Regions from separate parts of the Homo sapiens genome. Here region 2 is linked to region 1. A link is a loop called in an ENCODE intact Hi-C map of the cell type or tissue named here. Cell type or tissue: psoas muscle. All regions are shown on one strand. Links, peaks and the distances in the headings refer to the core of each region. The heading gives the core; the rest is flanking DNA.

The links. Hi-C counts contacts between places; a loop is a spot of excess contacts. Peaks named below come from ENCODE experiments on the same cell type or tissue, not always from the same donor. Only the 100,000 strongest peaks of a DNase experiment are listed, where the experiment ranks them.
Region 2: a loop joins it to region 1, with 4 times the contacts of the local background. A loop is called at or near these places in 3 of 110 quality-filtered maps.

Annotation. Positions count from the first base shown.
Region 1 is chr9:22,047,149-22,053,073 of GRCh38, forward strand. It overlaps CDKN2B-AS1 (CDKN2B and CDKN2A antisense cis and trans regulatory RNA 1), which reads left to right. Exons shown (of 19, transcript NR_003529.4): 6 at 1,958-2,080. Among named protein-coding and RNA genes, the nearest start is that of CDKN2B, 41 kb to the left of the region's middle. In psoas muscle, for the core only: no CTCF peak of the experiment used is centred there; a DNase peak (open chromatin) is centred at 2,393.
Region 2 is chr9:21,804,824-21,810,748 of GRCh38, forward strand. All of the region lies in intron 1 of MTAP (methylthioadenosine phosphorylase), which reads left to right. Among named protein-coding and RNA genes, the nearest start is that of MTAP, 5.2 kb to the left of the region's middle. RefSeq lists an enhancer at 314-458 and a cis regulatory region at 386-387. In psoas muscle, for the core only: no CTCF peak of the experiment used is centred there; no DNase peak of the experiment used is centred there.

The DNA.
Region 1 (5,925 bases), core at 348-5,347:
AAGCATTGCTCTGCTCTTCTCACCTCCTTTCCCTTCCTTTTTCTTTTCTCCTCTTTATTTTGTCTGTACCCAATAGCTTTTCCCAAGCCTTAAAACTATGTATAGGTATATTGTTGCAGCAAAATGCATAAAGGAGACACTCATTATTTGCATCCATTTATATGCTGATATAAATATTTCATCCTCACAAGTTTCAGAGGGAAAGACCACATGCTGGTGATTTGGTGAGAAAGAAGCAACTATTTCTGTGATTTAATTTCAACCTGAGCATTAAAGAGGCACCCTTTCACTACTAGTGGTAACTCCATGCTTCCAAGAACTAATGAGCTGAAGAACTTAGCACTTGTGATGAATTAGTCAAGCAAAAATTATGAAGCGAGTAATCTATAACATTATAGTACATTACAAATGCTGAAATATATTAGTTATTATTTATTATGATTCTTATAGCTCATTTATACTGTACAAAATTCTTCTGTCATTTTATGAAGATGTTACACATATACATAACAAAACTTAGCTAATTAGATACAAAGACTATAGAACCAAATAACTCTTTTCTAAATATTTTCCCTTTAAGGAGGTTTTGCAATCCAGCTTTGCTGTGGTTAGACACTGTTGATGAGAAAACTTTTTTTTTCTTTCTTTTTTTTTTTTAGACAGGGAATCATTCTGTTGCCCAGGCTGTAATGCAGTGGCACAATCATGGTTCATTGCAGCCTCAACCTCTTGGGCTATAGTCGTCCTCCTGCCTCAGTCTTCTGAGTAGCTGGGACTATTTGATGTGCACTCCCATGTGCGGCTAATTTTTGTATTTTTTTTTTTTTGTAGAGATGGGTTTTCAACATGTTGCCTAGGCTGGTCTCGAGCTCCTAGGCTCAAGGTATCCACCTGCCTCAGCCTCTCAAAGTGCTGGGATTACAGGCGTGAGTCAGTGCGCCTGACCTGGATGAGAAAATATTGAGTTGGAAACCCAAAATATGACATAAATAATTGGTATATTTTAGAGCTGGATTTCAACAACTTTTCAACACTGTCATCCTGTAAATGTCTTTCCGTCCTAATCCCATTGCCCATGCACTCAGCAGAAGTGTGTGCCTCTAAGGTGGATGCTGGTATGAAATATCTCAGCTGGGGCAGGCTCTGAAAGGGAGAGATCTGGTTAAAGTGCTCATACCAAACAAAGCTCCTCATGATGCTGGCCTAACTCTCCCAATCCTGCATTTCTCAACAAAACTTTTTGCTCTTCTCTTTCACATAACTCCCGTGGAATAATTTCCATTGAATTGCATGGAAGAGGCTGTTCATGGGGTTAGTCTGGCAGATAAGAGGTCTCCACTGGATTTTTTCATTTTGCAATCAGTTTCATACATATACGTACATACTTTTCTTGGAGTCATAGTTCATTCTCAGGTCTTTTAGAGTTAAATATCTTTCATTTCTTCTTTTAAGGTCTTAATTTCTTGTTTTTCGAGTTTCATGGGAGATATCCAGTCACCAATCCAATCCATATCGGGGAAAAGTACAACAAATGAGTGAAATTTGTAACCAACCTTGGATGATGGAATAAGACATTTGGGAGAACACAGGAGAAGTGGGGAGGTTAAGGAGGGATAGCTCTGTGAAAATTTTGCATTACTCTTGCCTGAGGTCTACTCTTCCTTGTCATGTTGGTGGCTGTTTTGACAATGAGAAATATTTAATGGCAAACTTAGTCTTCTAATTTGAAAATGGAAATCATAACAGTTCTTGCCTCTTAGGGATAGTGTGAGACAAGTGAAATAATCCATGTAAGAGGTATAGTACTATGCTTGCCATTCTTTAAGAGCTCAACAAATATTCACTTTTTACCTATTAGTATCAATCTTAATTCTAAAATTCTATTATTTAATATTTTCCAGTGGTGTTTCTAAATAATATCTAATGACTAGGCTAATACACTATGTGGTTCTTCTAGGGTTCAAGCATCACTGTTAGGTGTGCTGGAATCCTTTCCCGAGTCAGTACTGCTTTCTAGAAGAAAACCGGGGAGATCTATTTGGAATGTATCTAACTCCAAAGAAACCATCAGAGGTAACAGGTAGGAGATATGAAACGACCTTTTAGATATGAACCCTAATTGAATAAAAGTTGCCAAACAACTGTTCCCAAACATCTAAAGAAGAGTTTTAGTCTAAGTGGAATGGCTGGAGAGTATGGGAAGAGTTCTTTCCTACTCTGTCCAAACACAAGCCTCTGTGACATTTATCAAAGAAATGCAGCCCTTTAAATCTGGGTATAAGTCCGAAAGGTGCTTTCCTTGTGAAGCTTCTTTTGTCCTCTGCTTTTAGGACTCTCTGCACACTGCATCCTCTATGTCACCCTCCAGTACATCTGCTCTTACACAAGGGGCCCCACAGGGACTGGCCCACACACCAGCCAGGGCACATGGGCCAACTTTTAACAGCAAAAGGAAATGCTAAATCCTAGAGTAGGGCAGATGAGAAAAATGGCATTCTTCAGAGAGCTGGGATGACTCACATTAAGATCAAGGGCCCTGAAGTAAGACAGACCTGAGTCTGAATCTCAATTCCAACAATAAATTTGTTTATACACTTAAGGCATCATGTATAGTATTGTTAAATAGATACTTTACAAGATTGTAACTAAGAGGAAGCAAAATAATATCTGTAAAGCGTTTCATAGATTGGCCAGCATATAGTAAACATTTAATAATTAGTAGCTATTATTATTTTTCCTTAAATATTTTTTTTCTGGCTTCCTAGCAATCATAAAATTTAGTCTTGTATAGACTCCATGGCTAGGACTTGCAGAATTAAAAATGGTCTGAACAATTTAGACATTGCCTTTTTGTCCTCAAACCAAGGGGTGAATTTTTATTCTAAAATATCCAGATTGTCCATATCACTTAACCAGTTGATTGCTAAGTCTGTATTTCTCTTTTATGCAATTGGGAAACATTAAAAAGTTGAATGTATATACTGTACACATACATGCACACACATAGACTTAAGTACATAAATGTGTATGTACCTTCCATAGCACTTAGCTCATCTGTTCTTTCCTATGACCTTTTCTATAATCCTGTGAAGTAGGTTTTATATTATCCTATTTTATGATTAAAGGAGAAGGGAAGACAGAAAAGCAGCCTGGCTTGGCCAGAGGCCTTGCAATTGATTACGTATAGAGCCAGGGAGTCCTGACCCCTTTTCAGTTTTTCTTCCTCTGTACTGCTGTGATGACTGTGGAAGTGAAGTACTTCTTTGGCTGCCAAGGAAGTCCCAGCTGAAAGGTAACCAAAGGAAAGGAGTATTTGGGAGCAGCATGGCTGAAATCCAGTTAACAGTTAAAATCCCGTTGGGCAATTTCTCGTTAATTGACAACAGGAATTGCTGTCACTGTCCTGTCTAGCCACTTTCAAACGGTGGGGATGTTAGCAAGAGCTCCCAGTGAATGCTTCCTAGGAGAGCAGTGATTGCTTTGGCTAGCTTCTTCTGTAGCAGTTTTCTGGCGGTGAAAAGTCTGTACTAAGACAATTGGAGGTGGTAATCATTTTCTAATAACCACCTCAGGCTTTTGGCACCTAATTCGCTGGCACTGTCTAGGGAAGCTCCTTATGCTAACTCATGCTTCTTGCCATGTCAATCTGCTTATCTAATTTTGCTGGGAAATCTGATATCACCCTTCAAATAGTTCACCTCAGTGGGATCCAGTGTGTGACCTGCAAAGTGCTCAAGGAAGAGTCTGATCAGCTCTGACAAGCAAACAGCAGAAAGAAGTTTTGAAAAAACGGCTACCGTTTTTGCAGCTTTTTCACTGTGGTTCCATGGTGTTTGAAATCAGAATGTAATATTGAGTTAATGACACAAGGAAACACTTGGATGTTCATATTGTCTACTTGGTTTTCATGAACCTCACATGGACTGGCTTCATCCTGTTTCAGAGTCCATTCAACTGTAATTTCCACTCTACTTCCTGTGCAGGCCTTCCTCTGGTTTGTGGGCTGTACATTTCAGCCTGCTCCTTTAAGGGGCCCCCTGAGCTGAAAATGAAAGAGACATTTTGTTGCTTCTGCTACCTGCTTATCGTCCAATCCCAATCTCAGATTTTCTTTTTCTATTTTTTAAACCCGAGTAGCACTTTTCCAACTAGTGTGTAGTTTTTCTTTCAATTCTCTGCTCTTCACAGTAATTAAACAAGAGCTAGCCTCCTTTTCCAAATCTTGTTTTTGTAATACCTTTATTCCCAAAGAGTTATGCTTATAAGAGTAACATAAATGTGTTAAACTTGGTATTGATTTGATGATTTCATAAACCCCAGACTCCTTGAAATTCTGCAGGTTTTTGTGAAAGGACTTGCTTAAAATCTTTGCTAATCTACCTGAATTTTCTTCCAAAGGCAGTTATATACAATGTTTCTTAAAACTAATTCTCCAAATTTGCAATTTGGCAGCATCCTACTGGGACTCTAGAAGGCTGATAAATCATGGAGAGTAGGTATTCATATAGGAACTATGAAAGCTGTATGTAGTAAACACTACTTAAGAAGGCCTTACATTTCATAAAAAGTTGGAGATTTTTGTGGAGACTCATAAAATGCATCCTTTATATCAGTGAAGTTTTTGCTTCTAGGTATATTATACTCACATCGAAACACTCCAGGGATTTTGTTTTCAGCCTGCATATACCACGTATATTTATTATCTGGATAGATAAATTAGACGTATACATTTAAAGGAGTTTGCATCAGCTGCTGCTAGGAAGTTTTTCTTGTGTTAGTTAAGATCCTGTGAAACAACCCTTGACATTTCACTAGCTGCACAGTTTGTAATAAAATCCATTTTAGCCTGAGGTTAAATCATGACTGTGGTCCTCACATCATGGTGGGGGATCCTGGTGGCCAGATTAAAGGAAACTCCACATTCTCATTTCTGACTTCCCTACAACCTTGTATTAAGACCTTAATTGAAAAACTTATTGCCTCTCTCACCAAAATATTTCAAATTTTAATAGTTTCCCCCAATGAAATTACAAGTACTATTTTACTTTTTTCAGTGCCCTTGGAATTTCGAGGCTGGATGGGGGGCTTCAATGTCTGACTCATTAAGTGTTCTATATACAAAGCCCTACATGGTCCCTAGAGCATAGCAGGCATTCAGTGAATGAAATGAATGAATGAAAAGCTAGAGTCACATTTTAGTGACCTAACTGTATATTTTCAGAGTAATGTAGTGCTTAAAAAAGGACAATGATAACACGTTTCTACAAAGAGATGCATGACAGATAACACTTCTCAAGAAGAAGGAATTTAGCTTCTGTCATTTGATCTAGGTTTTCAATTACAGAAGCATTGAGAATTTCCTGTGGCTGGATAAGGGCGAATCTTTAAGGCAAGTTGAAGACCCAGGCTGCCCATGTGGACATCAATACTCCCACAGAGCACTCTTCATGAAGAAAAGTGTGGGCTTGCTGTCTTTTCATCAAAACTCGTAGAATTTGGCTGACTGCCTGGTTTATCCCAGGACATTAGTCAGCCCACAAATCCCGCATTTGTTTATTCAGTCCAGAGCAAGTGAATACTGCCATTTTCTCATCTCCTTTGTTGGCAACACTTTGTTAACCTGAATTGGGTTCTCAACATAAAATGAAGTGACTAATCTTTTGGGGGGTTCCCCCTCCCAGGTTCTTGTATGAGCAACTAAATCTACACACCACAAAGCCCCATGCTGTCATTTTTTCTCATCCTGCCCCTTTATTTTGATGATTCCACATTGTAGTTCATGAAACCAATACCTTCTAGAGTGTGGCTGAACTGGCGCCAGCATTAAGAAAAGGAGTTTCCAAACTTTTTAGTTTTGTGAGAAAATGTTAGAGGAAGAGGGAGGTTAGGTTGACTATTTATACTTATGTAATCTTCTGTGAATTT
Region 2 (5,925 bases), core at 312-5,311, 240 kb before region 1:
AGCTGGACCTAGATAATGACAGAATTGGGCCTAGAGCCTGGCATTCCACCAACTAGATGTGAGGCATTTCTGAAATCTGAAGTGTGGTCTCTGCCCTGTTTTCTTGTGACCTAATGCACAATTAAAATGAGCACTTGATAGAATGTCCATCTTGAAGAGGGAGGCAGAGGGTATGCAGAAAGCAGGCTGCCTCCAGTGCCCACTGCACACCACCCAGGTATAGGTATAGGAGGCACATGTGTGTCTGAACCCCATTGGTGTCACTGGCAGGTCCTTTGAGAGGTTGCTGGATTTAAATACAGTAACATGTAACACACTCAGCCCAGTTCCAGGTACTCCTTTAATGTCAGCCCAAGTACCTCTCTTCTTAAAATAGAGATATTAACGGGGTGGATCTTAAATTCATTCTCAATTTTAGAGGTGCAGTTAACTCATGCAAGTGAAAGATTCCACTGAGTTTTGGATTGGCAGTATATTTGGCATATCTTTCAAATCTAGCCATCTACTGGTGGAATCCTATTCAAAAATATTTATTGAATACCTGCTAGACAATGGGGATGCAGCTTTGAGTAAGCGAGGCCTTTATTTATTTTCTTCAAGTTTATATTCTAGTCAGGGTGGGAAACCAACTGACATGAAAGTGAAACAGCAGTAAGATTCCATTGGGTGAGGGGTGTCAGAAAAGACTCCTAGGGAGGTGGATTTTAAGCTGTGCAGTAGTCTGCCTCCAAAATCTGTATGTTGAAACCTAATCGCCAATGTGATGGTATTAGAAGATGGGGCCTTTGGGCGTGATTGGGGTCATAAAGGTGGAGCCCTCATGAATGGAAGCAGTGCCCTTACAAAAGAGGCCCCAGAGAGCTGCCTTATTCCCTCTACTAAGTGAGAGGACACCATCTATGAGCCAAAACGTGGGCCTTCCTCAGACACTGAATCTGCTGTGACCTTGAACTTGCTAAGCCTCCAGACTATGAGAAATTTCTGCTGTTTATAAGCCACCCAGTCCTAAGATATTTTGTTATAGCAGCCTGAATGGACTTAAGCTGATAGTGAAAATAGGGATAAAGGGTAAAGATCCAAGTGAAGACCTGAGGAGAGAGATGGGGGTAGGAGAGCGAAAACCAAGATGTCGCAGAAGTGAGCTCAGTGTGGTAGGAATGGAAATCACGGATGCACAGTGAGAATTGGGTGGATGCAGCTCATAAGGCCATCCTTGTAGACCGCGATCAAGAATTTTGATTTTAAATGTTTTGGAAACTGTTGAAGGGTTAAGAGTGGGAGGCAGCATTTGATTTACATTTTAAAATGATTACTCTGGCTGTTGTATACAGAATAGCCTGTGGGCAGGGGAAGAGCTAAGAGATCAGGCCAGAAGTCTTGGTGCTGGGGCTGAAGTCTAGGGTGGGAGCCATGGAGGTGGTGAGGAATAATCAGATTGGGGATAGAATTTGCAGGTAGAACACAGAGATGGATAAGATGTGGGGAGTGCAGGAAGAAGAACAGGATGATTTCTGCTTTTGACCTGGAAAACCAAAAAGATGATGATACTGGTGGATCATTTCAAAGTGGGCGATAAGGGGCCACGAGTGACTCCTTGGAGCCAAGGAGGGTGAGTGTAGGATTCCTTCCTCCCAGATACTGCTGGTTAGGGGGCCAGAGGCTGGGATGCTGAGGGGCCTCTTTGCTGTAGGAGCAGAGTGGGTGGCAGGTTGAGGGAGGGAGGAAGCCACCTGGAGTGAGAGTAATTCAAGCAATCTTTTTTGTGGTTCACTGCAGTGAGAGATGGTCCAGGCAGGGAGTGAGGATATTACCTGGGGGGTAGCCATGGAGAGAGGCAGCAGGAGCCAGAGGCTATGGGATTAACACTGCCATTGTCTGAGAGGACCTCAGGGAGACATTGTCCTCCAGCATCAGCCAAGGGCAGGTGGTATTCCTGACAGAGGGCCAAACCAGTCTTTGGCACCCAGATACAGGGCATTCTGGAGGGCTCCTGCAGTGTACCATGGCTCCCCTGGGCAGCCTCCCAGCTTTCATTCTGGGAGATTAAAAATAAGACTTGGCCAGGCGCGGTGGCTCATGCCTGTAATCCCAACACTTTGGGAGGCCCAGCTGGGCAGATTACCTGAGCTCAGAAGTTCAAGACCAGCCTGGGCAACATGGTGAAACCCCATTTCTACAAAAAATACAAAAATTAGCCAGGCACGGTGCTGCACGCATGTAATCCCAGCTACTCAGGAGGCCAAGGTGGGCGAATCTCTTGAGCCCAGGAGGCAGAGGTTGCAGTGAGCAGAGACTGCGCCATTGCACTCCAGCCTGGGCGACAGAGTAAGATCCTGTCTCAAAATAATAATAATAATAACAACAACTTGTTAATCATGGTTGCTGTGACAAGGAGGGGATATGGTCCCATTGTAGGTTGGTAGTGAGCTATCAACATAATGATATTAAGGGAGATGGACAAGTCATGGTTTGTAGACTGTGGAATATGGGCCTTTACACTCCCTGCTTTGCTGTCTTGAGTGTGGCCTGCAAGGGCCTTCAGCCTGAGAGTCCTTGTGTGGCTATCTGAAACTGAGGACAACCTGCAGGCCCCAGTTGAAAATCACATGACCAACAAGCCTTCATTTTTTTTGCCTAGGGACACAAGGGCATTTTGGGCAGGACAATTATTTCTTTTGTAGGACTGTCCCAAGCATTGCAGGACATGGAGTACAACCCTTAACCTCCTCCACAGAAATGCCAGTAGCACTCCCCCTAGTCATGACAGCCAGAAATAGCCCTGTTTCCAGATACCCCCAGGAGAGCTGTTTGACATTTAGTTGAGGACCCCAAGGCTAAATCCCAAAAAAGACTACCTGCTGAAGAGAGGTAGGAGCAGCCAGGTTTTGTACTGCTCAGCAGAGTAAAAGGAGGAAATAAGGGCTTTTTTTGTTGCTTTGAGGAAGTTTATTTTGATTTTTTATTTTTGCCAGGAGTGGTAGGGTATACAGAAACAGAGACTGATGGTAATACATTATTTCATTTTATTCTCTTGATAATTTTATGGATTAGTAAAAATCTTACCCTATAGGTACAGCTGAGGAAGCAGTTAAGGAAAATGTTTGTATGCAGTGGATTCTGGATCCTCACCTGTGGTTGTAGTCATGGCATTCCAGCCTGTGCCTCAAAAGCATCTAAAGCAGTGGTTCTCAAAGCGTGTCATGCATTCATATCACCTGGTCATTTGCTAGAAATGCAAGTTCATAGGCCCCACCCCAGTCCCAGTGAATCAGAAACTCTGGGGCTGGGGCCCAGCAATCTAGGTTTTGACAAGCCTTAGAATATTCAGATGTCCACCGAAGTTTGACAGCCACTGACCTAGAGAGCTTTGGAAAGGGTGGCCATCTACATTTTTAACAAGTTCTTCCCTTAGTGTTATAGTTTCCTGTTGCTGCTATAACAATTTTCACAAATGGAGTGGCTTAAGACAACACACATGAGGCCGGGCATGGTGGCTCATGCCTGTAATCATAGCACTTTGGGAGGCTGAGGTGGATAGACTGCTTGAGCTCAGGCGTTCAAGACCAGCCTGGGCAGCATGGTGAAACCTCATCTCTGCAAAAAAAAAAAACAAAAAAATTAGCCAGGCGTGGCGGTGCACGCTTGTAGTTCAGCTCCTTGGGGGCTGAGGTAGGAGGGTCACTTGAACCCAGGAGGTTGAGGCTGCAGTGAGCTGAGATTTCACCACTGCACTCCAGCAGCCTGGGTGACAAAGTGAGACTCTGTTTCCAAAAAAAAAAAAAACACACACACACACACACAAACGTATTCTCTTACAGTTCTGGAGTCCACAAATCCAAAATGAGTCTTACAGGGCTAAAATTAACATGTGTATCGGGCTGGTTCCTCTTAGAAAAACCATTTCCTTGCCTTTTTCAGTCTTCTGAACCTGTAGAACCATGAGCTAAATAAGCCTCTTTTCTTTATAAATTACCCTATCTCAGGTATTCTGTTATAGCAGCAGAAAACAGACTAAGAAAAATGTTGTGCTTGTAAGAGATTGGGACACGGACACATACAGAGGGAAGACCATGTGAAGACACATGGAGAACGCTGCCATCTACAAGCCAAGGAGACTGACCTTAGAAGAAATCAATCCCAATCTCACCTTAATGTTGGACTTCTAGCCTCCAGAACTGTGAGAAGATAAGTTTCTCTTGCTTATGGGGAAAACCTATTTCCTTGCCTTTTTCAGCTTCTGGAGGCACCAGCACTTCTTGGCCCATGGCCCCACATCATGTCCCCTTTTCTCTCCCTCTGCTTCTATCATTATATCACTTTCTTCCTCATTTGACCTTCTTGCCTCCTTGTGATTTCATTTAGGTCCCACCCAGGTAATCTAGGATAATCTCCCCATCTCAAGATCCTGGATTTAATCATATTTGAGGTAACATTCCCAGGTTCTGGGAATTAGGATGTAGCTAGGATCTCTTGGGACAGGGGCATTGTTCAGCTTGCCACACTCAGCCCACGTTTTAAAAATTTATGGTCTAGGGGCCGGGCGCGGTGGCTCATGCCTGTAATCCCAGCACTTTGGGAGGCTGAGGCGGGCGGATCACAAGATCCGAAGATTGAGACCATCCTGGCTAACATGGTGAAACCCCGTCTCTACTAAAAATACAAAAAATTAGCCGGGCACGGTGGCAGCCTCCTGTCATCCCAGCTACTTGGGAGACTAAGGCAGGAGAATGGTGTGAAACTGGGAGGCGGAGCTTGCAGTGAGCCGAGATCGCACCACTGCACTCCAGCCTGGGCGACAGAGTGAGACTCCGTCTCAAAAAAAAAAAAAAGAAAGAAATTTATGGTCTAGGCCCTAGAGCAGGTTGCTTAGTTCTGAGGGCACTTTAGAACCACCTGCGGAGCTTTAAAAACAAACTACGCCTTGCCCAACTAATCAGAATCCCTGAGGCCTGGGCTTTGGTATTGAAAGCTAGAGAAGGGGAATGTCCTAGTATCCAGCAGCTGGTTCAGGAGGGTGGGTGGCTCCCACTGTTGCTCCACAGGCAAAGGAGAGCTCTAACAAAGTATGCATTAGGGAGAGTCCTCCTCTAAAAATATCTGGCCATTTCAGCAGGTGAAGTGTGTCTTTAAGAGGGTGTCTGCCCTTTAGACTGATATCTGTACTTCTCAAGGGGCATTTGCTCAAATAAAAACCATGGATGTTTTGAGCGCTTGCATCATCCAAGCTTCTCTGACTAAAATATAGAGTCACTGTATTAGTTCGCTAGGCCTGCTATAACAAAGCACTACAGAATGGGTAGCTTATGCAACAGAAGCATTATCTCCTCACAGCGCTGGAGGTTAGAAGTCCAAGATCAAGGTGAGATCAAGGTGGATTTCTTGTAAGGTCAGTCTGCTTGGCTTGTACATGGCAATGTTCTCCATTTGTCTTCACAGGGTCTTCCCTCTGTATGTGGTTATATCCCAATCTCTTGTAAGGACAACAGTTTTCTTAGTCTGTTTTCTGTTGCTATAACAGAATACCTGAGACAGGGTAATTTATAAAGAGAAGAGGTTTATTTAAAAGAAATGAAAGGGAGACGAGGGAGATAGGAAAAGGAAACAAAAAAGAGACAAACTTTGCTTCATAACAACCCACTCTCACTGGAACTAATCCAACCCAATGAGAGCAAGAACACCCTCCCCTGGGACTGCATGAATCCCTTAATTGGGGTGGATTATTACCATGGCTCATGACTCAAACTCCTCTTAAAGGTACTACCTCCCAGCATCACTATATTTGGGGACCAAGCCTCAACATGAGTTTTGAAGATGACCACATTCAAACCATAACATGAGGTATACTGCATTAGGGCCCATCCCAGTGACCTCATTTGATCTGAATTACCTCTTTAAAAACGGCAAATACAGTCACATTCTGAGGTA